Regions from separate parts of the Homo sapiens genome. Here region 2 is linked to region 1. A link is an interaction called in ENCODE POLR2A ChIA-PET data of the cell type or tissue named here. Cell type or tissue: A673. All regions are shown on one strand. Links, peaks and the distances in the headings refer to the core of each region. The heading gives the core; the rest is flanking DNA. Region 1 overlaps LOC105374945 (a long non-coding RNA gene). Region 2 overlaps LOC105374945 (a long non-coding RNA gene).

The links. Peaks named below come from ENCODE experiments on the same cell type or tissue, not always from the same donor. Only the 100,000 strongest peaks of a DNase experiment are listed, where the experiment ranks them.
Region 2: POLR2A ChIA-PET joins it to region 1 with 9 read pairs; 2 of 35 experiments call an interaction of 5 or more read pairs at or near these places.

The regions. Positions count from the first base shown.
Region 1 is chr6:14,876,926-14,892,447 of GRCh38, reverse strand. The region is part of intron 2 of LOC105374945 (a long non-coding RNA gene); the gene reads left to right. Among named protein-coding and RNA genes, the nearest start is that of JARID2-DT, 360 kb to the left of the region's middle. RefSeq lists a silencer at 164-364 and enhancers at 8,516-9,227, 11,683-12,192, 12,193-12,703, 15,273-15,462, 15,243-15,522. In A673, for the core only: no CTCF peak of the experiment used is centred there; a DNase peak (open chromatin) is centred at 8,337; H3K27ac peaks cover 1,992 bases.
Region 2 is chr6:14,952,033-14,967,554 of GRCh38, reverse strand. All of the region lies in intron 2 of LOC105374945 (a long non-coding RNA gene), which reads left to right. Among named protein-coding and RNA genes, the nearest start is that of JARID2-DT, 290 kb to the left of the region's middle. RefSeq lists a silencer at 9,186-9,375. In A673, for the core only: no CTCF peak of the experiment used is centred there; no DNase peak of the experiment used is centred there.

The DNA.
Region 1 (15,522 bases), core at 7,132-9,631:
GAGATCTAAGGGTTCTACTTGGCCTTGGAGGGAGACTGAGAACCAGAGAACAATGAGTAAGGATGGGCTCTGGTGTGAAGCCTGATATCCTCCTGCTTAGCACAAAAAGAAATTGTCACCTTTTCTTTGGAGCAGCAGAATTAAGTTTGGCCCAGTGAGATGGAGGCTCTCAGGTAACTGCAGCGGGCCAGAAGGGTGGGGAAACTGGGTGAGATGGACACATCTTGCCTCACAGTGATCCCACGGGAGGGGAGGAATTCAGGACCATGGGTTGGTTCCTCTTGTCTCCGGCCCCTGGGGGGGACGTGTATTAGTTTGTTTTCATGCTGCTGATAAAGACATGCCCGCGACTGGGAAGAAAAAGAGGTTTAATTGGATTTACAGTTCCACATGGCTGAGGAGGCCTCAGAATCATGACGGGAGGTGAAAGGCACCTCTTATATGGCAGCGGCAAGAGAAAATGAGGAAGAAGCAAAAGTGGAAACCCCTGATAAACCTGTCAGATTTCGTGAGACTTATTCACTGTCACAAGAATAGCATGGGAAAGACCAGCCCCCATGATTCAATTACCTCCCCCTGGGTCCCTCCCACAACATGTGGGAATTCTGGGAGATACAATTCAAGTTGAGATTTGGGTAGGGGCACAGCCAAACTATATCAGGACCCTACTTCCCTGGGGAGCTCTGCTGTAGCACATATCCCCTTAAACCAGGGGTGTGCTGAAGGCAACGCATTTTGGCTTAAGAGAGTTGATTAGAATTTTGTGAGCCAGTTGTTAAACACACCTATTATTATAAATTAAACTATAGTCTGGGTGTGGTGGCTCATGCTTGTAATCCCAGCACTTTGGGAGGCTGAGGCAGATGGATCACTTGAGCTCAGGAGTTTGAGATGAACCTGAGCAACATGATGAAACTCCGTTTCTACTAAAAATACAAAAATTAGCCTGGCCTGGTGACACGTGCCTGTGGTTCTAGCTACTGGGGAGGCTGAGATGGGAGGATCACTTGACCCTGGGAGGTGGACGTGGAGGCGGAGGCGGAGGTTGCAGTGAGCCAAAACTGCACCACTGCACTCCTGCCTGGGTGACAGAGTGAGACCACATCTCAAAAAACAAACAAACAAATATATATGTATGTATGTCTTACATGAACTTATACTAAATAAATTATAAAACTAAATAAGTGAACTTACAACTAAATAAATTAGATTAAAGTAAATATAATAAATACTCAAAAGTCATCACTTCCCAGGTGTTTTGCTGTTTCTTTCTTTTCTTTTCTTTTTTTCTTTGAGACAGAGTCTCACCTGACACCCAGGCTGGTGCGCAACGGCACAATATTAGCTCACTGCAACCTCCGCCTCCAGGATTCAAACAATTCTCCTGCCTCAGCCTCCTGAGTAGCTGGAATTACAGGCACCTGCCACCACACCCAGCTAATTTTTGTATTTTTAGTAGAGACGGCGTTTCACCATGTTAGCCAGGCTGGTATCAAACTCCTGACCTCATGATCCGCCCGCCTTGGCCTCTCAAAGTGCTGGGATTACAGGCATGAGCCACCGCGCCCAGCCTGTTTAGCTATTTGTTTTGTTTTGTTTTGTTTTTTGAGATGGAGTCTCGCTCTGTCACCCAGGCTGTAGTGTGGTGGCGCGATCTCGGCTTACTGCAAGCTCCGCCTCCTGGGTTCACGCCATTCTCCTGCCTCAGCCTCCCAAGTAGCTGGGACTACAGATGCCCGCCACATGCCCGGCTAATTTTTTTTTGTATTTTTAGTAGAGACAGGGTTTCACCGTGTTAGCCAGGATGGTCTTGATCTCCTGACCTCGTGATCCTCCCGCCTCGGCCTCCCAACTATTTTTTATTATCTATGCTCTAGAAGCTCTTTATGACTATTGTCACTGTACGGTGGTCTTATGGGTTCATTTGTGTTCCCTCCCTCCACAAATTCATATGTTGAAGTCCTAACCCCCAGTATCTCAGAACGTGACCTTATCTGGAAAGAGGGTTGTTGAAGATGTAATTAGTTCAGATGAGGTCATTAGGGTGGGGCCCTAGTCCAATATTACTGGTGTCCTTATAAAAAGAGGAAGTTTGGGCACAGAGAAATATGCACGCAGGGAGGATGTCACGTGAAGATGAAGGCAGAGATTGGGGCGATGCAGCAGAAGCCAAGAATCGCCCAACACGGCAGCAAACCATCAGGAGCTGGGAGAGACACAGGGAACAGATTTTCCCTCGGGGCTCACAGAAGGAGCCCCCCTTGCCCACACCTTCAACTTGGACTTGCAGTCTCCTGAACCGTGGAACAATGAATTTCTGTTGTTTGAGGCACTTGGTTTGTGGCACCTTGTGATGGCAGCCCTAGGAAACTCACACCAGTAGAAATATGACATTAGATTTCTACAAGCTGGTGAACACCACCTCCCCATACTCCTCGTGCAGTGACTTTGCATTGTTAGCTTGAAATAGCCACAGCAACTGATTTGTAAACAAACGCTACAAATCAGGCTGGATTTATTGTCTCATTGGTTGTCTAGACAAGGGGTTGGGAACTACAGCCTGTGGGCCAAATCTGGGCCCCCACTTGCTTTCATAAAAAGTTTTATTGGGACATAGCAGGGACGCTCTTTTGTGTTCCTGTTGTCGACGGCTGATTTGGCACTACAATGGCCCCGTTGAGTAGTTGTGACAGAGACCGAATAGCTCACAAAGTTAATATTTACTATCTGGCTCGTAAGAGTCAAATTTTATGGAACCCTTGGTCTAGACTTAAGGAAGTGAGGGAGATAATATTAAACATACAGATAAAACTTTAAAGTCTGCCTATCAATAGCCATTACTTTGTGAATGACACAAAAAAATTTGAGAAAATCTTCCTCCAGTCTTTGACAACTGTATCTGATTCTGTAAAGGAGTTGTTCCTATCATTGACGAATGAGTGGAATTCTGACACAGATCTTAGTTGTTTCACTTTCCTGTTGTTTACATAAATGAAAATAGCAACCAACAGCCATCCCAGAACTATACTTGTTCATCAGTTGCCACACTGGTTGGCTACAGAGAAGAGAGTTTGTCAAAAATCAATGGAAGTTGCTGGGTGTGGTGACTCATGCCTGTAATCACAGCACTCTGAGAGGCTGAGGCAGGAGGATGGGGCAGGAGTTCGAGACCAGCCTGGGCAACATAGTGAGACCCTGTCTCTGGTTATTATATTTAAAAATAAAAATAAGTAAAATAAAAATCAATGAAAGCATACATAAGAAACAATTGGCTATATGGAATTTACCAGATTGTGTGTATCATATAGCAGTAAAGTTTATAATAAACCTATGTGTTTACATCTACATATGCACACATTTTCTCTCCTGGAGAGCCACTTATTAAACTTTTATCAGCACGCCACTTCACCTAACCTCTGTGCGACACCTGCAGCTGGGCAGAGGACACATAGTTTGTGGGGCTGTTGCCATATGACTCTGGCCTTGGCTTGGTTTCACCACCATGCTGCCTAAGGGAGCACAGTTGGTAGAAACAACTGCGGTAGGAAGGCCCAGTGGCACGAAGGAACTGGGCTTGGCTACTCCCTGCCCTGGGGGATGGACAGTACGTACCAAGCTTCAGGGGTGAAGCAGGCCTGCTGATGAAGGGGTGCCAATGCAAATCCGAGGTTGGACTTGCTCCCACCAGTGATAGAAGTCCTTCAGCAAGGGAACAACAGGGTGACAGGCCTGATTTAAGAAGCCAGATTTGGTAACAATGTGAAGGACAGATTGGATGGGAACAACCAGCTCTGGGGCTGTCACAATCTGTGGTTTAGTAAACAGAGCTCAGAAAGTCCATGGCTCTGCCCTAGGCATGTTTTTTGGCATTTGTAAAAAAGGCTTGCAAAATGTTAAGAAATGGGATCCTTGCTTGACTGTAGAAGTCTCAATGGAACCCCAGAGCCTACAAAACAGAAAAATAGAAAAGCAATTCTGAAAAGCTTTGCCAAATGGCTGTCATGTGGCTTTCTACCATCCCTCTGTTGCTTTCTAGGTGCCTATTAGAAATGAAGAAATAGTTTGGCAGCGACCTTCCCTTGAAACAAGCAGTTATGGATGGAGGGCCTTGATTTGAAACTAAGACTGTGCATTTGCAGTAACTTGACAAGGCTCTTGGGTTCCATGGAGAATATATTGGGTGGGGCCGCCCACAGCACCTTGGGTTCATCTCTAGCAGGGCATGTCAACTCTTACCTGGTCTTCCCAGCCCGTGACGGCAGATGCCGGGACAGTTGCTCACCACATAGCAAAAGCTGCTCATGACATTGCAAACCCCTCACTACCCAGCAAGGCAATGACTTTAGTCAGTATCCTGTCCTCAGGATGGTCTTCTTACAGCTGCTTCTTTCCCCCAAGCCCAGGTTTGATTTTAGGTGGGAAGGATTTAAGAAACTTTAACTTAGGCCAGGTGTGGTGGTTGACACCTGTAAACCCAGTACATTGAGAGGTTGAGGCGGGATGATTGCTTGAGCCCAGGAATTCAAGACCAGGCTGGGCAACATAGTAAGACCCTGTCTCCCTCTGAAAAAAAAAAAAGAAACTGCAATTTGTTGCTCTGCCATCTGGCATGCAGCCCCGGACTTGTCCGCTACATCGGGTTCAGAACTGGCTGCTGGTCTGGAGCGTTTCTCCCAGTGTGGGGCTGGTCAGGTCTGCCTGTTCCTGGGGTCCCTGCTCAGTGTTACAGATGCCCTAGGACAGGGGTGCAGCCTGGTTCGTGGCAGTCCTCCTGTGGCCTTCAGAAATGGATCCTCACTCCGGGTTCCCAACCCACTGGGCTTGTAACTTGCTGACAAATATTCAGATAACTGCCTGTCTGCATGCATTTGTTCAGTCAGGATACTGACTGACATCACTGACTTGCTGGGTGGTGAGGGCTTATTGCTAGAATTTTCTTTTCTCCACTCAGCACTGGACTTCAGATATGTGGTGGAAAAGACAGTGACTTTGGAATCAGCCAGATTCAGCTAAACTCTATGTTTTGCTGAAAGGTAGCTGTGTGGTCTTGGGCAAATAAGTTAACCTCTCTGAGCCACGGTTGCTTTTCTGTAAAAAGGAGGGTCAGACTGTCTGTGTCAGGTTGTTCTGAGGATTAAAAGAGATGACATAGGTAGAGAGACACCTCAATGTGCAGTGCTTGTCGGTTATCTGTTAGATAATACAGATAGTATCGTAGATATTAGCTAATACCAATGAGATCTGTTTGCTAGGATGTTCTTCAAATGCGACTGGAGATCTGTTTGCTAGGATGTTCTTCAAATGCATATTCTGATTCGGTTGCTCTAGAGCTGGGCCTGAGATGCTGCATCTTTAACAAACCCCCAGATGATGCCGATGCTGCTGGCCCCAGACCACACTCTGAATAGTGAGATGTGACATTGACCTTGGCTTCCTTCCTCGCACCTGCAGCCTCCAACTCCTGCCTTATCCCAGAGGGAAGCTCTTACTTCAGGCCAGAGACCCATGATCCTCCTTCTCCTAAGTCATCACCTAGCCTTGTCAGGAGATAAGTCCCCTGACTTCCGTAAGTCAGGCGAACTAATGTCAGAGGAGGGAGAAATGAAACGTGAGTGTGTGTGGTGGGGAATTTACAATTACAACAATCGAGGTGGGCAGATCACTTGAGGTCAGGAGTTCGAGCCCAGCCTGGCAAACATGGCGAAACCCCATTTCTACTAAAAATACAAAAAAAAAAAGTTAGCCAGGCATGGTGGCGGGTACCTGTAATCCCAGCTACTCAGGAGGCTGAGGCAGGAGAATCACTTGAACCTGGGAGGCAGGGGTTGCAGTGAGCCTTATTGCACTCCAGCCTGGGAGACAGAGTGAGACTCTCTCAAAAAAATAAAAATAAGTAGAATTAGAACAATGAGCAGGATAGATGCAGTAACAAGCAGTCAGCAGGGGCAGGTGAGTGCAGCTCCATTCATTCCTAATATCTTAAGCACATCATGACTTAAAAAAACATTACGATGAATGAACCACAGAGAGCTGGGATGTGGAAAAATTTGGAGGGAGCTCATGGCTCTGTCCCTGAGCTGATATAAGATATGGAAAAGTTGCAAGAAAGAAGGCAAAAAACAATGTGCATGCTTATGTGGGTCTGTGCTCTATCCGGTTTTCATTCCTGGAAATGCACCTTTTCTTCTTCTATATTTTATTTTCATCACTGAATGCCTTTGTGTGAAACCTTTGGGTGCATGCCTCTCTTTCATCCAGATGTTCACACTCTCCTCCTTGAGGCCCAGCCTGAATGCCATGTCCTCTTACAGCCCTTAGTAGGGTAGTGAGTTTCTCCGAGCCATCCTGGTCCCACTGTGTCAAACTGTCCCAGTCACAGGAACCGCAGCAGCCCCCTGACTCTCCCCCAGCCCTGCTGGATCTCTCTAGTCCTGCCGGGCTTTCCCTCTGGGTGGGGACCAACAGGGAGTCGCTTAGTGTTTGAAAATGGCTGTGATGGCAATGGAGGCACCACCGCAGCTCCCCACAACAGACCCCACACTGTTGGTCTGGCCACTATAGTTGGGATTCTGTCTGCCTCCAGAAGGCCTCATGAATGAGGAACCTGTGTGACTTTTATCCTGTTCCTCTCCATCAGGCTCTGGGTTAGGGTGAGTGGGTGGGGATTACAATTCTTTCCCCCACACCAGGTCACAGCCTGCAATGGGACAGTGATAGAGCTTCGACTGACTCAGTTTTTAGCTCATCTCCGCCTTCTTAGGAAGATGGCTGTGGTCCAGAGGGAGCTGGCCGGGAAGTTTCTCATCCAGGGCTCTGCTGGCTCTTTAAGTGTGTTGACCCCGTACGGCTGTCTGAGGAGCTTCATAAAGGCATCAGTTGTAAGTGTCCAAATAGACAGCTCCATTTCCCTTTCCCATGAAGCTTCTCAGTTGTTCTTGCAAATAGAGCAGCTTCCTGTCCATCTCCCTCTCTCCATCCAGAAGCACTTCTGTCTTCTGAATTTTTTTTTTTTTTTTTTTTTTTTTTTTTTTTGAGACGAAGTCTCTCTTTTGTCAACCAGGCTGGAGTGCAATGGCGCGATCTCGGCTCACTGCAACCTCCGCCTCTTGGGTTCAAGCGATTTTCTTACCTCAGCCTCCCAAGTAGCTGGGATTACAGACATCTACCACCACAAAATTTTTTTGTATTTTTAGTAGAGACAGCGTTTCACCATGTTGGTCAGGCTGGTCTCAAACTCCTGACCTCAGGTGATACGCCCACCTCAGCCTCCCAAAGTGCTGGGATTACAGGCATGAACCACTGCCCCCGGCCTGTATTCTGAACTTCTATAGCCACCTTCACTTGTCTCTGTTTCCTATTCCATTCCTTTTTACACATGCATTATTTCAGACTGGGCTGGATTGTCCTGGAAGGCAGGATTCGTGTTGGAAAATATGTTCTTAGTAGGGGAGTGAAAAATTCGTATGCTTTTGTACCATATCAGTCTTATTAAGCCAGTCTCAGTTAGACCTGAAATTTATTTTCATGTCTTATCTTTGTCTCATCTCAGCTTAATATTGAGCGACTCTTGAATCTTTTAGAGTAGTTGTGATGGGCAGATACACCATTTGCTGTACCACATAGATCCTAAGAAATAATATCACCAGGCCATTTTCAAAGTCAAAAGCCACATAATTTAGTGTTTGGAAATACAAGATTTTTTTTTTTCCTCAAGTGTGGAGACTAGAAAAGTAAGCTGGAATGCCAAACACTTGTTTTGAAATTCTTTTAAACATTATAATTGATATTCCTTATGTTTGGCTTTGAAAACAATTCTCTCCAGAGCCTACAAAGAGCTCCCTCCGATCCTGGTAGCCGGCTGAGGCCGCAATGCTGGAAAAGTTGCCTGCCTGGGTCTGGGAGTCAATTCTGTTCTTTCTCATCAATAGTGGGAGGAGCCAAAGACGATGGAGCTCTAAAGTGTGGACCTCTTTCAGAGCAGTTAAAAAAATCAGTGTCTCTGGCAGAAGAAAAAGGGTAGGGGGAAGGACAACTCAGATCTTGGATCATAAATGAAAGCATCTCTTTAAGCCGCTGCTCCCTCCTTCCTCCTACCCCCAGGCTGCGCTCACACAGAATCGCAGAATCATCACCAAGAGTGGGTTTAAATTTGGTTGCACTGGTAAGGGTAAGGCCCTGACATGACCGTAAATTACAGGGGATGGGGTGCAGCAGCTGGAACTTAATGGGATTATTCTGGGTTGTGACCCCTGCCGGGCAACCCCACCAGGGAGAAGCCTCTGCATCCACACTAAAATTGCTCTGCACTCCATCAGCTGGAAAGGTGTCATATTGCGTTGTGTCAGTGACTTGAGAGTTCTTAATTCAGAGCAGCTGGTTGACCTCTGCAGGAAGGAGTGGCCTCTTTGGGCTATTTCCTCCTCACTGTCTCTTCAAACTTTGCTTTTGTGGAGTTTGGGCAGCAGATCTAATTGGTGGCTCTGTGGGCTTCCATGTGACTTTTCTGTAGCAGCACTTCCATCGGAGCTCCTTCCTCTTCCTCTAGGACCCGCGTTTTATTTTATTTTAGTTTCTTTGAGATGGAGTTTTGCTCTGTTGCCTGGCTGGAGTGCAGTGGCACTATTTTGGCTCACTGCAACCTTCGCCCCCCGGGTTCAAGCAGTTCTCCTGCCTGAGCCTCCCGAGTAGCTGGGATTACAGGTGCCCATCACCACGCCCTGCTAATTTTTGTATTTTTAGTAGAGACAGGGTTTCAACATGTTGGCCAGGCTGGTGTCAAACTCCTGACCCCAAGTGATCCACCTGCCTCGGCCTCCCAAAGTGCTGGTATTACAGGCATGAGCCACCGCGCCCGGCATGGGCCTGCATTTTAATCAAATCTCTAGTCACCTTTTCCTGGCCCAAGCGGTTCTGGAGAGCACCACCTCTCAGATCATGGAATTGAAGCTGGTTGGACGCATATGTTAAGTGTGGCTGTTACTTAAATACGTGGTCACCAGAATAGCTAATTAACATGCTTCCCTGCCCCTTCTGCCGTCCCCTGCACACAGAAAGGAAAATAATGTTTTATTTTTAATTTTTTGGCTTCTCTGATTTTGCTTGCTATTTTTGGCCGAAAGTCTATTTTATTAAGTTCAAAGGCATCTCTGTTTTGCCAGGAGTGGAGAAATAGAGCAACTTGCCAGCAGTACCTGAAGAGACCAGGGTCTTCTGGGCCATAGTGTTATTCTGGGAATCCTGGTTTCCACAGGAAGCATGCTGTTGATTTTTGTTTCTAATGTTGGAGTTTCGTAGTAACACTGTTTTAGTATTGGGGGACTGGGTGATGAGATTCCTCTTGGTATTTCATCCATTTACAGGCCACCACTGACTGAGCACCTACTACCTGTCCTGTGCTCTATTCTGAGACACAAGGATGAATGATCTGTGTCTTTAATGCTTGTGAGGCTCAGAGAGTATCGAGGAAGAAAGTTATGTAAACTGTGGATTGTAATGTAATGTGATAAGTACGGGTGTGTGTCTATTTGCAACACGAATGCTTCCAGGCATGCCAGCTTGTGGGTACAGATGAGGTCAAATGCACTGTCAGAACTCACATTTCATTGTTCCGGCCCCTCCCCCATCACTCAGAACCTCAGCCATTTATCGCTGTGAGTCCCTGGGGTCTCGCTTCTTTTCTTTGGCTCGTGCCTTTATGCTGTCCCTGGCCCCCAGGTCCACTGCTGGGTTCCTCTGCTGCTTGTGTTCCCTGGGATGACCCTTGGGCTTCTGCCAAAAGCCTGACAGCTCCTGCTCCCCAGGCCCACTCAATGCCTTGGTCCTCACCCACATCCCTGAGCTGAGCCACCCTCGGTCCTGGGCAAGAGAGGGGAGAACATGGCTCGCCTCTCTTTTGGGTTACATTTCATCACTGGGCACAAAGCAGCATGTCTGGGCTCCTGTGTCTCACAGCTCCTCTTTCAGCCAAGTTTCAGCAGAACTTGGACATAAATCCATGGGGCCAGGTCAGGGTCCAACATCTGGTACAAACACAATAAGCACCTTCTTGCAGACATCACCCCCATTGAGTAAGTGCATTCCTCTCTTTCTCTTACTTCCTTCTGCCAAGCATCACCTCCTTAAACAAATGGCTTCTGCCGGCCACTGGTCAGTTCATTAGACACACTCAGACTTAATGCTTCTTAAGGGTGTCCTTTTCTTCCTGCTCTCACCATTTTATTTCAGGTCCTCATGACCTTGCCTGAACTGTTGGCCATAGTTTTCTAATTGGCTTTCCTTCCTCTGGTCTTTGCTCCCTTCCACCCTGTACCCAGAGTTGCTTCAATCAATGACCATCCTTGGAAAGGGTCTGTTCTGAGTTTGCGTTGTACAGAAATGATCTTGCTAATTAGAGCAAGGTCCCAGGATATGATTAAAATTACATTGCTGGTGATTGGCCTCTTATATATTTTTTATATATACGGTTTTTACCTTACCCAGTTTCCAAATGGAATTTGATTTCATGTGATTCCATGAATCATTCTTGTTATTCCCAGCCCATCAATATCTAGGGGAAATGGCCATTTAGAATCAATGTCTTTATTTGTTCCATCTGGATAGTTATGAAATTTGAAAGCATTAGAACTCTTATGAAGAAGATGGTCCTTACCAAATTTCAGAAACAAAGATTGGATTTAGGCCCACCATAGCTTTATTCACGATGGGCTTTAATGATAGTATCTGAAATGGATTCACTAGAGAATGCGGTCCTGCCCTGGGGCCTCATGTTTCTGAACTGATGGAAACCGCTGGACGAGCAGAGCTGGGAGCTGGGAGAAGTCAGGATATTAACTAGGCAGCACTGGATAAATCACAAACCAAGATCCACAACTTCCTCAAAGGGTTGACTCATAGCATTGACCAGTGCCAAAGATCTACTACAATAGTAGCCTTAAAAAAAAAAAAGTTTCACTAAGGTCAAGAAGAACCATAAGCACTGCCTATGCATTAAATTAACACTGGGGAACATTTTTATCATAATGCAATACAATTTAGATTTTTCTCATTGTTTTCATTTTGGAGGGAAAAGTGAGCTCCTCAAAGCCGTTTGCTTAGTATGTGTGTCACCGATTTGGAGACCAGATGCTGGGAGATACTGGAAGTCTGTGTCTAGAGGGGACTCTGCCTGTGGAGCTGGAAAATCTTTCTCCTGACTCAGTTGCTCCACCCCAAAAGGATACCAAAAATATTGTGCAAAGAGAGAAAAGTCAGGATCTTGGTGAAGGGAGCAGCCTCCTCCATCCTTTTAATCAAAGAAAATTTCATGATTGTATCCTTACAGTCCTTTGTTGTAAGGTAAAGGCTGTAGAAAGAGATCCCAGCAGGCTGGATTAGACAAGGAAATCTCCACAATATAAAAGGAAATTGCCCTTGTCTCTAAAGGATGGGCAGGATTTAGACAGCTGGAGGCAAGAACATTCTCCATGGGGAAAGGGGCAGTGGAGATGGAAATGGGATTGATGGATTCCTGAGACAGAGGTCGGGAGCCTTGCTGTGAAAGAGGAAATGTGTTGGGAAATAGTAGGAACCGAAGTTTCTGGGCAGAGCAGGCCTTTATTATGGAGGGCCATGAAAGACAGGAAAAAAAGTTTCTGTTTAACCTTGCAGGAAGCTGGAAGCCATGGAAACTTTTCAGCAGGGGAATGACAATAACAAGACAGACTTGGAGACAGAAAGCCTGGATTTGGGGGCATTGTAATTGAGCGCCAATATCATGAAAATAAAATAAACAATAACAACAAAAACTGCTGAGACTATGGAGACTGATTTGTTATGGGAAGGGAAAGAAAGTGATGTCAAAGATGCCACCAGGGGTTGGACTAATAGAGACCAGGGCTACCCAAAGACACGAGGAGGGGCTGCTGGTCTGGAGGGAGGGTTGTGAGTTTTGTTTTGCCTGTTTGAGTTTAAGAACATGATGAGGAACCCAAGTGCAGCTCAACAGTGGGGCTGCTGCCTGAGCCCCTGGAGACTAAATCCGCTTAGAGGTGATGATTGAAAGAAAGTGTGAGCCTGGAAAAATGTTCTTTTAGAGAAAGCGTGAAGAAAGGAGAGCGGGGGCCCAAGACTGGGCCTTGGACTGGAGGCTGAAGAGGAACCTGTGAAGGAAACAGAATGTTCCCAGCCAAGGGCTCCCTGGTCCTGCAGGATGCCTTGCTGCCTGCTGCCCAGGGCACAGCAACCATTGCTACCAAAACAGTGCCAGCTCCAGCTTGCGGCAGAGAAAAGCGATGCAGGCCTGGAGGCCAGCAGCAATGTTGACATGATGTGCTACATTATTCGACCTACCCACCTTGGTGTCTACTTTAGGGCACCCTTTCAAATCCGGCGCTGTCGGGTGCAGTATCCATGTTACCAATGGTTTAAGCTGATAGTTTAGAAGGGCCCTGTAATTAGGGTTGCCAGATTTAGCAAATGAAAATATAGGATACTCAGTTAGATTTGACCAGATAAACCATGAATGTTTTTTAGTATAAGTATGTCCCAAATATCATATAATATATACTTGTATTTTAAAATGTGATTATTTCTCTGAAATTCAAATTTAACTGGGCATCTTGTTTTTCATCTGGCAATCTTTCTATACTCTGATAAATCTTCTGATCTCAGTTCTAAGGGGGCCATGATCACACCTTTTCTTGGCGAGTGGCCCCTCTTCCCCAAGACACATTTCATTCTCTTTTTTCCCTCCCCCACATTGAATCAGATGGTATTATTCAGAATACACAGGCCATTGTTCTACACCCACCATGTGCTTGGCAGGGCACAAGTTATTTTCACATATACAATATCAGTAGTTTGCAACTTGTTCAGGGGATATAGAACTTGAAAATCAGGTGCTTTTGGCAGACTATCACAGATGTAAAAATTTTTTTTTTTTTTTTTTTTTTTTTTTGAGACAGAGTCTCACTCTCTTGCCCAGGCTGGAGTGCAGTGGCATGATCTTGGCTCACTGTAACCTCTGCCTCCTGATTCTCCTGCCTCAGCCTCCTGAGTAGCTGGGATTACAGACATGCATCACCATGCCCGGCTAATTTTTGTACTTTTAGTAGAGATGGGGTTTCACCATGTTGGCCGGGCTGGTCTCAAACTCCTGACCTCAGGTGAGCCGCCCACCTTGGCCTCCCAAAGTGCTGGGATTACAGGTGTGAGCCACCGTGTCTGGCCATAAATGTAAAATAATTATACCAGCAATTCTGACAATGCCATGGAGGTGGGAAAGAAGCCCCAACAATGATTGAGACTGAAAGTTATGTGCGGGCATGCAATGAAACATTACAATAGAAAAATACATATATCCAAAGTACAGTCATGTTTTTAAGTCATTCCATTGATATTTTTGACAGGCAGTTTATTGAGATATGTGTTTTTGTTCTCCCTGTTGTATTTTCACCTTCCTCATTCCTGAGAAACTGAGTCTTGTCTTATAAGACCAAAGCATGACTTGTTGGTACCCAGAAGACAACTCCACCTGATATTTGTTGTAAAGGCCCTTTGAGTAGGATTACACTGGGCCTTCTGGGAAAGGAAAGGGATGAAAGAAAATGTTCACAGTTGAGAAATTGAATTGGGTTGGTGGGTAAGGAGTGGGGGAGTCCATGAAATTAAGAGCAGGACTGGCTTTGGGATCTCTAAACATGGGAGGTCCTGGGCCCTGAAGGGGTCTAGAATAAGCCAAGGTGGCATAAAAAAATTATTTTGAGCTGAAGGCATTTGAGTTCATGAAATCTCTTATCTGCCTAAAAGCAGAGCCTCCCAAAAGAACTCAGTTTTTATAAATCCCCTCCTTGGAAGCAATTCTAATCTTCTCTTCTTGGAAATGAGAAATTGGTACCACAGTCAAACAGATATTGTTACAAAAAGATCATTTTTCCCTTTTATTCTCCTATGGGCACATTTGTCTTTCTAAAAAGTCATTTGTTTTCCCTAAGTGCCATTTCTTCTCCATTTCTAAGTAGTCATTTGTTTTCCCAGAAGTGCCCCTCTGCCCCTCCCCTTCCCCTAATAGGGTAGCATATAAGCCCTGAATTCTAACCACCTCCTTGAGACTCCTTGAGTCTTTGTGAATTCCAGTGTGTACATATACAATTATAATCTGTTTTTTTTCTCGTCCTCATCTATCTTTTGCCAGTTTAGTTTGCACATCCCCAATCACCGCACCTAAGAGGGTAGAGGAAAAGTTTTTCCTCCCAGACAGTCCCTCTTGTGCCAAGTGCCTCCTGAGGATTGTGGCAGGTTGCCTGTAGGGTTAGGGTGGGGGTCCCATGGGTGTATCTGTGGACACAGTGGCTACATGGGGGCTCCCTGAATTCTTTCAGAGTAGGATGTGCTGATCTTGCCAGGCAACCAGTGCTCAACAGAAGCAGAGAGAGAGGGACTGTTGGCCACAGTGGCAGCCCCCACAGCTCAACCTCCTGGTACATTCCTTCCCTCCTCACATATTCAAGTCCTGGTACCACATAGCACTCACAATGCCACGGCGGGGGAAGGAAGCCTCAATAATGACTGAGACTGAATTTCCTACCAGCTAGGCAGGTGGGGATCAGAAGCAGAATAAATTTAATTCAGAAATATAAAAAATCCTATTCTTGCCTCTTTGCGTCAAGAGAAACATTCATTCCTTTTTCATTTTTCTTTTTGTTCATTGTTTAAGAAGTCACAAGAACTACAAACCTAAAAAAAAAAAAGTCTACTGGAGAAAAGCCTAACATTGAGAAAATTCTAGAAAATTCTATCCATTAACTTAATCCCATCCCCTAACCCTGGGGTTATGAAAATGTCACCATTTAAGAAAATTTTTAGCAGCTGAACACCTCAGTTAGTTCAGTGCTGTAGGAATGCAGTTAGAAAAACCATATTATCTCATGGGGTAAGGCTGCGCACAGGATGCTGACATTTAAAACCCAGTGTCCAGCATGACACAATGATGTTATTTATAGACCGAGAAGGATCTAGGACAAATGTGATGCATAGAAAGAAATAAAAAGAAGGAAGGAGCAAGCCATAGAAACCCGAGGTTGAATCGAGGAGGAAAACCCCCAGCAAAAAATCTGAGACACATCAAGCTTTTGTAGGGTTCATGTTTAGCAGGAAGTTGAAATGACTCACCGTATCCTGTTGTACTCGCCCTGTGATTCCATTTATCCCCTCCAAGGCTTTTAAAGCTCTGATTTGTGTAGGAAAATCACACAGCATGTCAAAGAATGACTACGCTCTGGTTTTACACATCCGTATTTTTAAACAGCACAAAATGGTTGTACTTCTCAATATCGAAATCTGACTGGGGCCTCTCCTGCTTGACCTTGCCCTGGAGGCTGCTGTCCTTCCATGGGTGGGTGCCCAGGCTGAGCTTGCACGGGCTCCTTCATGTCCCCCTTGGTCAACCTAGGTGAAGAGGGGAAGAATCCAGCTCCCACCATGCACCTTATTGACAGAAGCCTTCCTCAGATGAATATTCATGAGCAGCCTAAGTTTCTTTGGCTT
Region 2 (15,522 bases), core at 7,592-10,091, 75 kb before region 1:
GTCATTCAGGCTGGAGTGCACTTGTGTGCATATAGCTTGCTGTAACCTGGAACTCCTAGGCTCAAGCCATCCTCCCACGTGAGCCTCTGGGGTAGCTGGGACTACATGTGTGCCACCACCTTGCTAGTTTTAATTTTTTTTTGTAGAGGTGGAGCCTTGCTATTGTTACCAGAAAGGCGTCCAGATCCAGACTGCAACAGAGGGTTTATGGATCTTGTGCAAGAAAGAATTTGGGGCGAGCCCATGCAGTAAAGTGAAAGCAAGTTTATTAGAGAAGTAGAGAAACAAAAGAATGGCTACTCCACAGACAGAGCAGTGGTATGGGTTGCTCAACTGAGTATAGTTATGGTTATTTCTTGATTATATGCTAAACAATAGGTGGATTAATAATGAGATTTCTGGGAAAGGGGTGGGCAAGTCCTGGAACTAAGGGTTCCTCCCTCTTTTAAACCATATAGGGTAATTTCCAGACATTGCCATGGCATTTGTAAACTGTCTTGGTGTTGGTGGGAGTGTCTTTTAGCATGCTAATGCATTATAGTTAGCACATAATGAGCAGTGAGGACAACCAGAGATCACTTTTGTTGCCATTTTTGTTTTGGTGGGGTTGGCGATTTTCTTTACTGCACCTTTTTTTTATCATCAGGATCTTAACAAAATTTAGATTTTTAAAATTAAAAAAAAAAATTTAAAACGAGCTGAGTGTTTTGAAATTTTTTTTAAATTAAAAAAAGATGTAAACTCCTGGGCTCAAGTCTGAGCAACAGAGCAAGACCCTCTAATAAACTCGGTATCCTGTGATACCAGTCCTGATGACCTCCTATCTCATCCTGTGACTAAGAATGCCTACCCTCCTGTAAATGCAGCCCACTAGGTCTCAGCCTTATTTTACGCAGTCCCATTCGACATAGGGTCACTGAATGGCTCTGACGCTATATTTCCTAGGCTGGTCTTGAACTCCTGGCCTAAAGTGAGCCTCCCACCTTGGCCTCCCAAAGTGCTGGGATTACAGGCGTGAACCACTGCACCTGGCCTCGAAATTTCAAATTTTTACTGTGCACTAGCCTCATTAGAGGGCACTAGTTAAAAATGTAGATTCCTCTGAGAGTCTGACTCACTAGGTCTGGGATAAGGCCCAGGAATTTGCATTTGTAACAGGGGACTTAGGTGACTTCCTAGGAAGGTGGTACTAGTTTCACACTCTGAGGAATCTAGTCCTTCATCTGGTCCAGCCAGGCAGAGTGATTCACGAGGACTGCAGAGTATGCCACACTGAAGCCTGCCTGAGGAAATGCTGGGACTAGCCTGGAGCTTCCCTTGAAAGCCCTAAATTTATAGTCTAAAGTCCTTGTTATTTACAGACTGGATCTTCTGCCTGTTGTCAGCTAAGGAAATATGAGAACTTCACATTTCAGGGTTGGTTTAAGGCAAGTAATTGGAAGTTATGTTTACCACCTGGGTATCTGTTTTACTCTCTGCAAAAGAAATGCGATTTTTCCCCTACCGCCTGGCCTCTGTTTCTCCGTGGCTTTCCCTCCTGCCCCTGGGACCCACCCTTGGGCTGTTCACACTTTTGGGAGCCTGGGGAATGGCTTCTGACTACAGCAGGTGAAAGCTTTGCAGGTGGTTGATAGGGAAGGAGATGGAATTGCATCACTTTCTTGGTCTCTTCTGAGTTATTACGGAAAATGAAATCGTTGGCTGTGGGGAATTAATTGAATATGATGAGCCCAGAACTGCTAAGAAAATACCTGTCCTGAGATTTTCTGGAAAGGAATGCTGTAGATTGCATTTCCAATTTGCCATTCTTTCCCTAGGGTTTTGGCCGGTAGGACTGCTGAGACAAAGGGTAAATGTGGTGACACATTAGATGACGCTAGCATACATATATTTGCAGAGAGCACAGATAGACAACACGTGCCATTTGTTGGCTGTTCCTGAGTGTGTTTAAATGAAGAATCAACGTGTCAGGATTGTTCACGCTGCAATTCTGAAGACTGTGATTGTTTCTTAGGCTTTGGGTGTCTTTCATAAAAAGACTGTTGAATATTCCAGAATGTGTGTTCTATTAGGAATGTGATAATTGCAACCATGTGTGATGTGGCAGTTCTATCACCTGATGAGAGGACCTGGGAGAACAAAGACAGCTAGGAAGTTCATGTGTATTTGTTGTACAAATTAATACAAACTAATTGTATTAATTGTTGCTTACTAATTAAGCAAATTCCTAACATTCTGTCTCACCCAACACTGGGCTGAGATGTAGTCATCTGTGCCTCTTGATGTTTGTCCTGTGTGTCTTTTTCTCAGCGAGAAAGGCAGTTAACTGTTTTATGAAAATGCCTAAAATGGTCACATTTTAGATGTCCTCATACAGCAGGGGAAATCTCATTTGTTTGAACACCTCTGGCCAGTCCTTCCTTGTAAGCCCCAAATGGTGCCTTGGCCTTCCCCTTGATGGATTCATTGTGTTGATTTAAGCCAATGTGGCAGAAAATCTGATGTCATCTGCAGCTGCTACACTGAGATTCAAAGAAGCAGCCATTAACCCTTACAAAGATCCACATGACGGCACTATGGCCTTTCCAATATTCTGTCTGTCAATAACCATCGTGTGAGTCAGATTTCTGTATTGTCTTTAAAATTTATTGGGCATTGGCAAAGGAGCTTTTAGCTCTTGCATACGTTTAATAAATACACATTTACTGAAGCCCTGCAATGTGCCAGGCAAGTATGTAAACTCAGCTATGTCTGTAGTCTCCCTCAGCTCTAGGTGCCTTAGGAATCCCCCAGGCTTTAGGAAACCTTGGTCCATGAGCGCGGGGGAAGGAATTTCACTTCTAGGAAAGGCATTGGGAACCCTTGATGTTGCCCCTGCCGCGAAGCTCTCTTTCACACTCCCGGCCGAAAGCCCTCAGAAGATGCGAGGAGGAGGATTTTGGCATGGACAGTGATGCCATAGGGCAGTTGCTGTGGTAACAGGAGTCTCTCATGCTGTTGGAGTAGTGTCTGGGAGTCCTTAGGACTATTTTTTTTTTTTTTTTGAGACGGAGTCTCCTGTAGCCTAGGCTGGAGTGTAGTGGCGCGATCTCAGTTCACTGCAAACTCTGCCTCCTGGGTTCACACCATTCTCCTGCCTCAGCCTCCCGAGTAGCTGGGACTACAGGTGCCCGCCACCATGCCCAGCTAATTTTTTGTATTTTTTAGTAGAGACGGGGTTTCACCATGTTAGCCAGGATGGTCTCGATCTCCTGACCTTGTGATCCACCTGCCTCGGCCTCCCAAATTTTTTTTTTTTTTTTTTTTTTTTGAGATGAAGTCTCGTTCTGTCGCCCAGGCTGGAGTGCAGTGGCACGATCTCGGCTCACTGCAAGCTCCACCTCCCGGGTTCACGCCATTCTCCTGCCTCAGCCTCCCGAGTAGCTGGGACTACAGGTGCCCGCCACCACGCCTGGCTAATTTTTTGTATTACTAGTAGAGACGGGGTTTCACCGTGTTAGCCAGGATGGTCTCGATCTCCTGACCTTGTGATCTGCCCGCCTTGGCCTCTCAAAGTGCTGGGATTACAGGTGTGAGCCACCACGCCCGGCCAGGACTCATTTTTAGAGGTCAGGAGGAGGCCCCCAAGCCTGATCTCTTATACTGAAGTTTTTGGATACCCTCAATGGCTACTTTTTTTTTTTTTTCATACGAAAGACAATTCTGAAATTTATTTCTATTTTAGGAATTAACATTTTATTGGATGGGTGTGGTGGCTCTTGCCTGTAATCCCAGCACTTTGGGAGGCCAAGGTGGGAAGATCACTTGAGCCCAGGAGTTTGAGACCAACCTGGGCGACACAGAAGACCTTGTCTCTAAAAAAAAAAAAATTAAATTAAAAAAAAAATTAGGTGGAGTATTTCAGTTTTTTTTTTTTTTTTTTTTTTTGAGACGGAGTCTTGCTCTGTGATATAAGTTTTAATTTTAATTTTAATTTTAATTTTCTCTGGATAATGAAATTTCAGGGAAGGGGTTGAAGGCAATTGTGTTTCTCTTTGGGGGTCTAGTTTCTAGGTAGATAAGGGAACTTCAGAGAAAAGCTTCCTTCTGTGTTTTGAGAGAGGCAGAGTATTGAGGAACAGGGCTGAGGGAGGTCAGAGAGACCTTGAGGCTGTTTGTTTAGTTCTCCAGGTCAAAGCACCCTATTTTGGGGTACTGTTTCCTGAGCCCCAACATATTTGACTGATAACTGATGATTTGGACACAACTTTTCATGTACAAATACATCTCGATTACAAATGGAATAATATCAAGCATATAAATGCACATTTTTAACCTACTGCCTGGCGCCCAGGATGTCCAGCCAATGGTGCTTATTATTATTGGAGATTTTTGAAGGGATCCTCAAACCATTAAGAAGATAGGACCCCATCCGGTGGTTGGCCAGGTGCGGTGGCTCATGCCTGTAATCCCAGCACTTTGGGAGGCCGAGGCGGGCAGATCACGAGGTCAGGAGATCGAGAGCATCCTGGCTAACACGGTGAAACCCCATCTCTACTAAAAATACAAAAAAATTAGTTGGACATGGTGGCAGGCAAATGTATTCCCAGCTACTTGGGAGGCTGAGGCAGGAGAATGGTGTGAACCTGGAGGCGGAGCTTGCAATGAGCCGAGATCGTGCCACTGCACTCCAGCCTGGGCTACAGAGTGAGACACCATCTCACATACACAAAAAAAGAAGATCCAGTGGTGGGAAGCTGAATTCGGCAGATCACTTGAGGTCAGGAGTTCAAGACCAGCCTGGCCAACATGGCAAAACCCCGTATCTACTAAAAATACAAAAAGATTAGCTGGGCGGTACCTGTAGTCCCAGCTACTCAGGAGGCTGAGGCAGGTGAACTGCTTGAACCCAGGAGGCGGAGGTTGCAGTGAGCCAAGATAGCGCTGCTGCATTCCAGCCTGGGCGACAGAGCGAGACTCTGTCTCAAAGAAAAAACAAAACAAAACAAAAACAAAAGGTCCAGCGGTTACACTAGGTCTTTGACAAATACTGAAAACTAGACAAGCTATAAAAAAAGAAAAGATATCCCCTGAATGGTAGGTGTGAGAACTCGACAAGAAAGAGGGAATGGATAAAAGGGAGAAAATAGGCAGAAAATCACCTATAACTATATAGAGATATTTATATTTAGTAAAATATTTTCAGCTTCAGCTTACACACACAAAAAACCAGTGAAGCATCCGGTTGAATACAAGAATATGTCACTGCAGGGAGACGGTGCTTCACAGAGAGATTTTCTTCATAAAGAAATAGAGCCTCACCTATTCAAAAGCCGTTCCATTTAATGCAACACTGCATTGAACAGGGTTCCTTTTCAAGGGGTTCCTATTAGAAGCAAGATTATTATCTTCAGCATTTAGATGGCGTGCTGACTGGGGCCATAACACCAGGGCACTTAGGCGCTCCCATTATCAATGGACAGTATAATCTTTGGAAGTTTAAAATAGCTTTCATGGCCGGGAGCGGTGGCTCACGCGTGTAATCCCAGCACTTTGGGAGGCCGAGGTGGGCGGATCACCTGAGGTCAGGAGTAACCTCACCTCTAGGTGCAGAGAAGGACAGAAGAATGGAACACTTTGCTTCAGTTTTTTGTTGTTGTTGTTATTAGGCATTTATCCAAGAGCTCCCTTTTCGAAAGGTTTGAGTCACTCATTAGAAAAAACTTTCTAATAGAACAGTCCAAAGACATAAACAGGCCAGGCACGGTAGCTCACACTTGTAATCCCAGCACTTTGGGAGGCCGAGGTGGGTGGATCACTTGGGGTCAGAGTTTGAGACCAGCCTGGCCAACATGGTGAAACTCTGTCTCTCCTAAAAATACAAAAATTAGCTGGGTGTGGTGTCACGCACCTGTAATCCCAGCTACTCAGGAGGCTGAGGCGGGAGAATCGCTTGAACACAGGAGGCGGAGGTTCCAGTGAGCTGAGATCGTGCCACTGCACTCCAGCCTCGGCAACAGGGTGAGACTCTTGTCTCAAAAAAAGGTAGTCTAGAGTAGTCCCAGCTACTCTAGAGATTGAGGTAGGGGGATCACTGTAGAGACTGAGGATGCTTTATGAGGTGCTGAGTTTCTAAGTGCTTCGACATATTTGAATAGATTCTGGGGGACACTGGCTGGGCCGGCTATAGATGATATTCAAACAAAAGGATCTTCCAAAGGCAACAGTGAGCAAAAGAGAGAAAAAGCCAAGAGTAAGGGAAAGCTAGGACGTGGTTTGTTCCTGGAGGCATGAGCAGAGGAGAGTGGAGTCACCCCGTGATGGTAGAGCCCTGGGGGCAGTAAGTGCCTTCTCCCAGGAGGGCAGCCACCAGTGTGGCTGCTGAGCCAACAGCACTGCTGTATGCTCCAGACAGGGCCTGCTGTCTGTGGCTGTCCAGCCCTATGCTGCCCACATGATAACACCAGGCACATGTGGCTGCTTCCATTTAAAATAATTAAAATGATGGTCGGGCAGTAGTGGCGTGAGCCTGTAATCCCAGCTACTCGGGAGGCCGGGGTAGGAGAATCACTTGAGCCTCGCAGGCGGAGGTTGCGGTGAGCCGAGATCACACCACTGCACTCCAGTCTTGGCAAGAGTGAGACTCTGTCTCAAAAAAATAAAATAAATAGAAATAAAATAAAATAATTAAAATGAAACGAAAAATGCAACACCTCCATCACATTTGCCACATTTTAAGTGCTCAGTGCCTGGTGAGTGGCCCCAGAATTGAAGATTGCCAAGAACATGTTTGTCCTCACAGAAAGTTCTGTTGGACAGCAAAGATTTATACGGTTTCTTGTGCTCATCACTTCCCCATGTATCCTTACCTGAGATAACTGGAACTCGCCCCTATTCTATACCTTCAGAGTCTCTCTAATACAGTGACTTAAGGTCTCTTTAAATCTCACCTACTATGGAGAGTGTAGATGTGTGTGCTATGAGGTGTTCTGGCTAAGACTGGGCCCCAAGGCAGTTCCCCCACTATTTGTTTATTTAAAATACACATAACATAAAATTTACTTTTTTTTTTTTTTTTTTTTTTTTTTTTTGAGATGGAGACTCGCTCTGTCACCCAGGCTGGAGTGCAGTGGCGCCATCTCGGCTCACTGCAACCTCCGCCTCCATGGTTCCAGTGATTCTCCTGCCTCAGCCTCTCGAGTAGCTGGGACAACAGGCGCCCACCAGCACACCCGGCTAATTTTTTTTATTTTTTATTTTTAGTAGAGACGCAGTTTCACCATGTTAGCCAGAATGCTAGATCTCCTGACCTCATGATCTGCCTGTCTTGGCCTCCCAATGTGCTGTGATTACAGGCGTGAGCCACCATGCCCAGCCCAGGATTTCTTTTTTTGATATTCCATTGTATGGATGTAGCTTAGTTTGCTAATCTATTCATCTGTTCATGGACACGTGGGGTGCTTCTACCTCTTGGCCAATGTGAATAATACTTTTTTTTTTTTTTTTCTGGATACAGAGTTTCGCTCTTTTTGCCCAGGCTGGAGTGCAATGGCGTGATCTCAGCTCACTACAACCTCCACCTCCTGGATTCAAGTGATTCTCCTGCCTCAGCCTCCCGAGTAGCTGGGATGACAGGTGCCTACCACCACGTCCAGTAATATAGAATTTTTAGTAAAGATGGGGTTTCACCATGTTGGCCAGGCTGGTCTCAAACTCCTGACCTCAGGTGATCTGCCCACCTCGGCCTCCCAAAGTGCTGGGATTACAGGAATGAGGCACCGCGGCTGGCCCATTGTGAATAATTCTGCTAGTTACATGAGTGTAGAAATATCTCTTTGAGTCTCTGCTTTAAATTCCTTTGGGTATACTGTATACCCAGGAGTGAAATTGCTGGATCAGATGGTAATTCTGTGTCTAATTTTTTTGAAGAACCATCATACGATTTTCCATAGCAGCTATTCCACCCTACATTCCTACCAGCAATGCATAAGGGTTCCAGTTTCTCCACATCCTTATCAACACTCATGTTTTGGTTTTTGTTGAAGGTAGATCTCCTAATGGGTATGAGGTGTTATCTCATTGTGGTTTCAATTCGCATTTCCCTAATGATTAATGATGTTGAACATCTTTTCATGTGCTTATCGGCCAAGGTTTACTTTGTGAAACATCAATGGCTAAAAGTAGGGGGGAAATGCCATTTAAAAAGTTTAACTACAGCTGGGTGCAGTGGCTCATGTCTGTAATCCCAGTGCTTTGGGAGGTGGAGGCAGGAGGATTGCTTGAGGCCAGGAGTTTGAGACCAGCCTAGGCAACAAAGTATTTTATGGCAAAGTATTTTAATGGTGAAAACCACAATTATTTTTGCACCAACCTAAATAAGACCCTGTGTCTTAAGAAATACAAAAATTAGCTGGGTGTGGTGGGGTGTGCCTGTAGTCACTGCTACTCTAGAGACTGAGGCAGGGGAATCACTTGAGCCCAGGAGTTCGAGGCTGCAGTGAGCCATGATTGTACCACTGCACTCCAGCCTGGGTAACAGAGTGATACATTGTCTCTGAATAACAACAACGACAGCAACGACAACAGCAAAAGAAGTTTAACTAGTTGTTTTGATGTCTTTGTGTTATTTTGTTTCTATTTCTCTGGTGTAGGGGCTTTGTTTCACCTTGAGGACAGACTGTTTTACAGAAAATAACTGTAAGGGCCTTTAGTTAAACAATGGTGAAGCAATGATCCTTTTCAGAAGTGGAGAAGTTTGAGACACCAAGAACTAATGACCTTAAAGTTTGTCTTATTTCAAGTTTCTGCAGATGTGTTTTTCTGGAAAAAGCTTTCCTTAATCTTCAGGAGGTTGGGCTTGGACATTCTGGTGGGGAAAGAGAACTGATCCTCGCCAGGCATGGTGGCTCATGCCTGTAGTCCCAGTTCTTTGGGAGGCCGAGAGGGGCGGATCACATGAGGTCAGGAGTTTGAGACCAGCCTGACCAACATGGAAAAACCCTGTCTCTACTAAAAATACAAAATTAGCTGGGTGTGGTGGTGCATGCCTGTAATCCCTGCTACTCAGGAGGCTGAGGCAGGAGAATCACTTGAACCCGGGAGGCAGAGGTTGTGGTGAGCCGAGATTGCGCCATTTCACTCCAGCCTGGGCAACAAGAGTGAAACTCTGTCTCAAAAAAAAAAAAAAAAAAAAAAATTAGTTGGGTTGTGGTGGCACGTGCCTATAATCCCAGCCACTTGAGAGGCTGAGGTGGGAGGACCGCTGAGGCAGAGGTTGTAGTGAGCTGAGATTGTGCCACTGCACTCCAGCCTATGCAACAGAGGGAGACCCTGTCACAAAAAAAAAAAAAAAAAAAAAAAAAAACGCTTAAGAACCTCTTTTAAAGAAATTAAGTCAAAACTGAATTGGTCAACTTTTCAAATTCTCAAAATCAGTTTTTAAGGTAATTTTATCTTATTCAAATTGAATAAAGATATAATTTAAAACAGATGCCATCAAAAGGAGAGAATCAAAAGCTCCAAAATAAGCAGGAATGGTTGTATTCATCAGTTAGCTTAAAGGATCAAGAGAAGATGGTTGTAAAATCAGGTTTTTGTTTTAGGCTCCTAATTTAGGAATAATTGCTTAAGCCACGTCCCTTGCTTTAGACTTTTAATGCTATTTCCCTCTCTCATTTCCCCTTTCCTCCTCCTCGGTATGCCTTTTGTGGAAAGCACCTTCTCTGAATAGCCATCAGGACAAGCGTCAGCTATCAAAAGCAGATGTTTCCAATTTTCAACCTACCTTGTTTGGGAAACCTTGTGTTGAAGAATGTTACTTTTTTTTTTTTTTTTTTAATTTTTGGGTTTTTTTTTTTAATAGAGACCAGATCTCACTATGTTGCGATGGCTGGTCTCAAACTCCTGGACTCAAGTAATCCTCCCGCCTATGGCCTAGAAAGTGCTGGGATTACAGGTGTGAGCCACCACACCTGGCCTGAATGTTATCTAACCAGTGTCTCACTGATAGGCATACACTGGGCTGTTCCAACATCATACCACCCCTCCCTGTCCCCACCAACCGGACCTAATTCAAACATCAGGATAACTAATCAATCAATTCAAATCAAAGCGCTTATCTGCTCTAAAATTTCAGCTTCTCTGCTGTACCTTGAGTTGGCTTCAGTTTGAGTGCTAAAATATATGTATATGCATATGTGTAATTTACATCAGGAAAAAATCAACTGATCAAAAAAGATCCCAAAAATGTACTAAAAATAGAATAAAAGCAATACCTTTTTACTACTGTCCCTCTATTTCAGTTTCTGGATATAAAAGTTGTATTAAGATTAAATTTTTGGCCAGGCATGGTGGCTCATGCCTGTAACCCCAGCACTTTGGGAGGCCGAGGCAGGCAGATCACTTGAGGTCGGCAGTAGTGAGACCAGCCTGACCAACATGGAGAAACTCTGTCTCTACTAAAAATACAAAATTAGCCAGGCGTGGTGGTGCATGCCTGTAATCTCAGCTACTGGGGAGGCTGAGACAGGAAAACCATTTGAATCCGGGAGGCAGAGGTTCCAGTGAGCCAATATCACGCGATTGCACTCCAGCCTGGGCAACAAGAATAAGACTCCATCGCCCCACCAAAAAAATTAAATTTTTTTCTCATAAATGAAGATAAGCTCCTCTATATTCAATAAGACACTAATTCCTAATTTCCAAATACACAGAAATTGATAGCCATGTTTACAAGTATTACATGAGTAAATTAAACCATAACAGTATAAAATAATGCAAAAGTCATCTCTATTTGACTTAAGGATCTATATGTTATTTGTATCAATGTATTATATGAGTTATTTGGGGATGGGAGAAGAACTGACCTTTTATGAACACACATCAACCCAAGGCCAGGGAAGACAGCCTAGGAGCATGCTAGATTTAAGGAAAGCCAGCCAAAATGCATCCTCCCAGACCTACCCACCCGTCTAGCTTTGGGGTGGCTCTCAGAATTGCCCCCTCTTCATGCCTTCAGTATCCTCATGGTCCATTCCCATCACCCCACACCTGAACCTCAACATCAGACTCATAACTGGTCTCACCACTACATCCCTCCCCAAAGCCATCCTTCCCAGAGGGAGTAGCACTTTATACATCCAGGATGCCAGGGCCTTGCAAAGATGGAGAGAAGTCCAGGCCACTTACATTTTTTGAGGCTTCCAATATGTTATCAAAGAAGAAGGAGGAGGAGGAAGAAGAAAAACAAAGGCCAAGGCGCCCATCCTGGCCAACATGGTGAAACCCCATGTCTACTAAAAGTACAAAAAAATTACCGGGGTGGTGGCACGTGCCTGTAATCCCAGCTACTCGAGAGGCTGAGGCAGGAGAATCGTTTGAACCTGGGAGGCAGGGATTGCAGTGAGCAGAAATCGTGCCACTGCACTCCAGCCTGGTGACAGAGCGAGACTCTGTCTCAAAAAACAAAACAAAACAACAAAAAAAACGCAAACAAAAAAAAGAAAGGCCAAGGCGGGCAGATCATCTGTGGTCAGGAGTTCGAGACCAGCCTAGCCAACATGATGAAACCCCGTCTCTGCTAAAAAAAATACAAAAATTAGCTGGGCATGGTGGTGCATGCCTGTAATCCCAGCTACCTGAGAGGTTGAGGTGAGAGAATCGTTTGAACCTAGAAGAAGGAGGTTGCAGTGAGCTGAGACCCAGCCACTGCACTCCAGCCTGGGTAACAGAGCAAGACTCCATCTCAAAACAAAACAAAACAAAAAAAAACAAAAAAAAAAAAAACAAAAAAAACCACAATGCAATCTCCTGTGAAAGTCAGGAAAGTGAAATTCCTCTGGTTAAAGGCTTGCTGAGCTTCCTCCTTTGAGGTCCTCAGGAAACACCTCAGAACGCCAGGACTGAGAGGCAGACAGATTGAAAAAGGTTGATCTGATTTAGTCCCTGTACTTACAGATGAGAGAACCCAGGCTCAGACCAAAATAAGACTTACAAATGCATTCAGTCTTTACCAAAGCACTTATAATGCCATTAATAGTAATAATAAAAAATAACAGTAATATTACAGTTATAATATTAATATAATATATAAATATAATATATAATAATATAATAAAATGTAAAAGCCCCTCTTTAGAGCCTCTTCTTTTTAACCTCTCTCTCTCACCTTACCTGTGCCTCTCTGCCCCTCCCTGCTCTCTCCACTTCTCTAATAGGATCTCAGAGAACATGCTACCACACAGAATCAAAACACAGAGTGGGTAGACTTCAAGCCAGTCAAGTGACTGCCATACCCACCATGAGGACTCCCAACCCCCTGTAACCACCCAATGGGTTCACCTTGCCTGGTGCCTAGATAGAGCCAATTTGTCAAGACAGGTGAATTGCAATAGAGAAAGAGTAATTCACACAGAGCCAGCTGCGCGGAATACCGGAGTTCTATTATTACTCGAATCAGTGTCCCCGAGCATTCCGGGATGAGAGTTTTTAAGGACAACTTGGTGGGTGGGGAGAAGCCAGTGAGCCAGGAGTGCTGATTGGTCAGGTCAGAGATGAAATCACAGGGAACTGAAGCTGTCCTCTTGCGCTGAGTCAGTTCCTGGGTGGGGGCCACAAGATCAGGTGAGCCAGTTTATCCATCTGGGTGGTGCCAGCTGTGCCAGCTGATCCATCAAGTGCAGGGTCTGCAAAATATCTCAAGCACTGATTTTAGGAGCAGTTTAGGGAGGGTCAGAATTTTGTAGCCTCCAGCTGCGTGACTCCTAAGCCATTGTTTCTAATCTTGTGGCTACTTTGTTAGTCCTACAAAGGCAATCTAGTCCCCAGGCAAGAAGGAGGCTTGTTTCGGGAAAGGGCTGTTACCATGTTTGTTTGTTTGTTTTTGATACAGGGTCTCACTGTGCTGCCCAGGCTAGAATGCAGTGGTGCAATCTTGGCTCACTGCAACCTCCACCCCACAAATTCAAGCGATTCTCCTGCCTCAGCCTCCTGAGTAGCTGAGATTACAGGCACACACCACCACGTGCGGCTAATTTTTGTATTTTTAGTAGAGGTGGGGTTTCAGCATATTGGCCAGGCTGGTCTCGAACTCCTGACCTTAAGTAATCCACCCGCCTCGGCCTCCCAAAGTGCTGGGATGCCATGCCCAGCCCATCTTTATTTTAAACTATAAACTAAGTTCCTCCCAAAGTTAGTTCAGCCTACGCCCAGGAATAAACAAGGTTCATTCCTTGTTTATTAGCTTGGAGGGTAGAAGCAAGATGGAGTTGGTTAGGTCAGATCTCTTTCACTGTCTCAGTTACAATTTTGCAATGTCAGTTTTACTGCAAAAGGTGGGCACTAGCAGAGGGGAGAGGCAAGTGACAGAATGCTACAGAGTAGCCAGCCCTGAGGGGCAACCATCTCAGACCTACGTAACAAGGTCACACTTCCTTCTTAAACCCAGATCATCCCAGCACGAGCCCCACTGTGTTGGACTGCAGGAAGTAAGACTTCTACCAGGTTCCCTTCCCCACATCGCAGTGGGGATCCCCAGGGAATGCCCACATGTTCCACAAATCTGTCCCGCTTATCACTAGCCACCTCAGCCACCATCTGTCCCGTCGCCATGGCTCTACCCTCCTTGTTGTCCTGAAACCTGACTCTGTAGGCAGCTGCCATTCCCTTGATTTCACCCCAAGCATGGGCACAAATCCTCCCCTTAACTCCCCTCAGTGGCAGTGAATCTGATTGCAATATTTGCAATGTATGAAAATCAGGGCATGACCCAAGGTAACTGCCACCTCGCCTGACCAAGCATTTTTAAAAACATATTTAAATACCGTGGACGGCCAGGCATGGTGGGTCACGCCTGTAATCCCAGCAATTTGGGAGGCCGAGGTGGGTGGATCACCTGAGGTCAAGAGTTCAAGACCAGCCTGGCCAACATGAAACCCTGTCTCCTAAAAATACAAAAATCAGCCAGGTGTGGTGGCTCACGCCTGCAATCCCAGCCACTTGGGAGGCTGAGGCAGGAGAACCACTTGAACCTGGGAGGCAGAAGTTGCAGTGAGCTGAGATTGCGCCACTGTACTTCAACCTGGGTGACAGAGTGAGACTCTGTCTGAAAAACAAACAAACAAACAAAAAATACCATGGACTCTTTAGAATAATGTCTTCAAGTGTATAAGATAAAACATTTTAAATAACAGAGGAATCTAATTAAATGAAAGTGCATTTAAAAATATTTTTAAAGACCAGATTTGCCATATAGTAGTATATGTGCTTCTCTGTTGGTGCCTGAAACAACAAGACCTCGTGGCAGATCTAATACTTACCATAATTTCAAAGTAGTAGTATGTAGAAATGATATTTTGTGATGTCTATAACAACCGTAGGTGATTTTTATTGATGACAAAAATCACAGTTACTGATCATACTACTGTAGTTTATTGCCTACATTCATAATAGAAGAAAATGCTAAATTTGAATTAGAGGCTAGTGAAAATAAAAACATATTTTCCCCTACTTTTGACTACCTTGAATTCTATCTATGGGCACCTTGACGAGTCTAAAGACCCCAGTTTAAGAACCTTTGCTTTAGAAGATTGCAGATTCTTAAATTTTTAAATGATTGTTTTGGTAAAATATCTCTTTCCTCTGTTGGTATTTCTCTAACTGAAGTTCTAAGCAGAGTGTCCTAAATATACATTGTATTCAATTAAAGATTCCTGTCTTAGTCCATTTTCTGTTGTTTATAAAAGAATATCTGAAACTGAGTAATTTATAAAGAAAAGGAATTCATTTTTATAGTTACGGATGCTGGGAAGTCCAAGGTAAAGGGGCTACATCTGGTGAGGGCCTTCTTGCTATGGGGACTCTGCAGAGTCTGGAGGAGATGCTGGGCATCAGGTGGTGAGGGGGCTGAATGCAATAGGTCTGGTATCTTTTCCTCTTCTTATAAAGCCACCAGTCCCATTCCCATGATCACCCATTAATCCATTAGTCCGTGAGTGGATTAATTTATTTCTCAAGGCAGAGCCCTCATGACCCAATCACCTCTTTTTAAGAAATTTAATTAATTTTATTTTTTATTTGGAGACAGGGTCTCACTCTGTTGCCCAGGCTGAAGGGCAGTAGTACAACCTTGGCTCACTGCAACCTCCACCTTCCGGGTTCAAGCAATCCTCCCATCCCAGCCACCCAAGTAGCTGGGGTTATAGGCGTGTGCCACCATGCCCGGCTAATTTTTGTATTTTTTGGTAGAGACAGGGTTTCACCATGTTGGCCAGACTGGTCTTGAACTCCTGACCTCAAGTGATCCACCCGCCTTGGCCTCCCAAAGTGCTGGGATTACCGGCCAAAGCCATGGCACCCAGCCCCCAATCACTTCTTAAAGGCCTCACCTCTCAATACTGCCACACTGGGGATTAAATTTCCACATGAGTTTTGGAGGGACAAACATTCAAACCATAGCAGTCCCAAACTCCAATTTTTTGTCTCCCCATCACCTTGAGACTTGAAAGCTTTACTCAGCTTTTCAGCTGCTTTTGGTAAGCCCTCTTA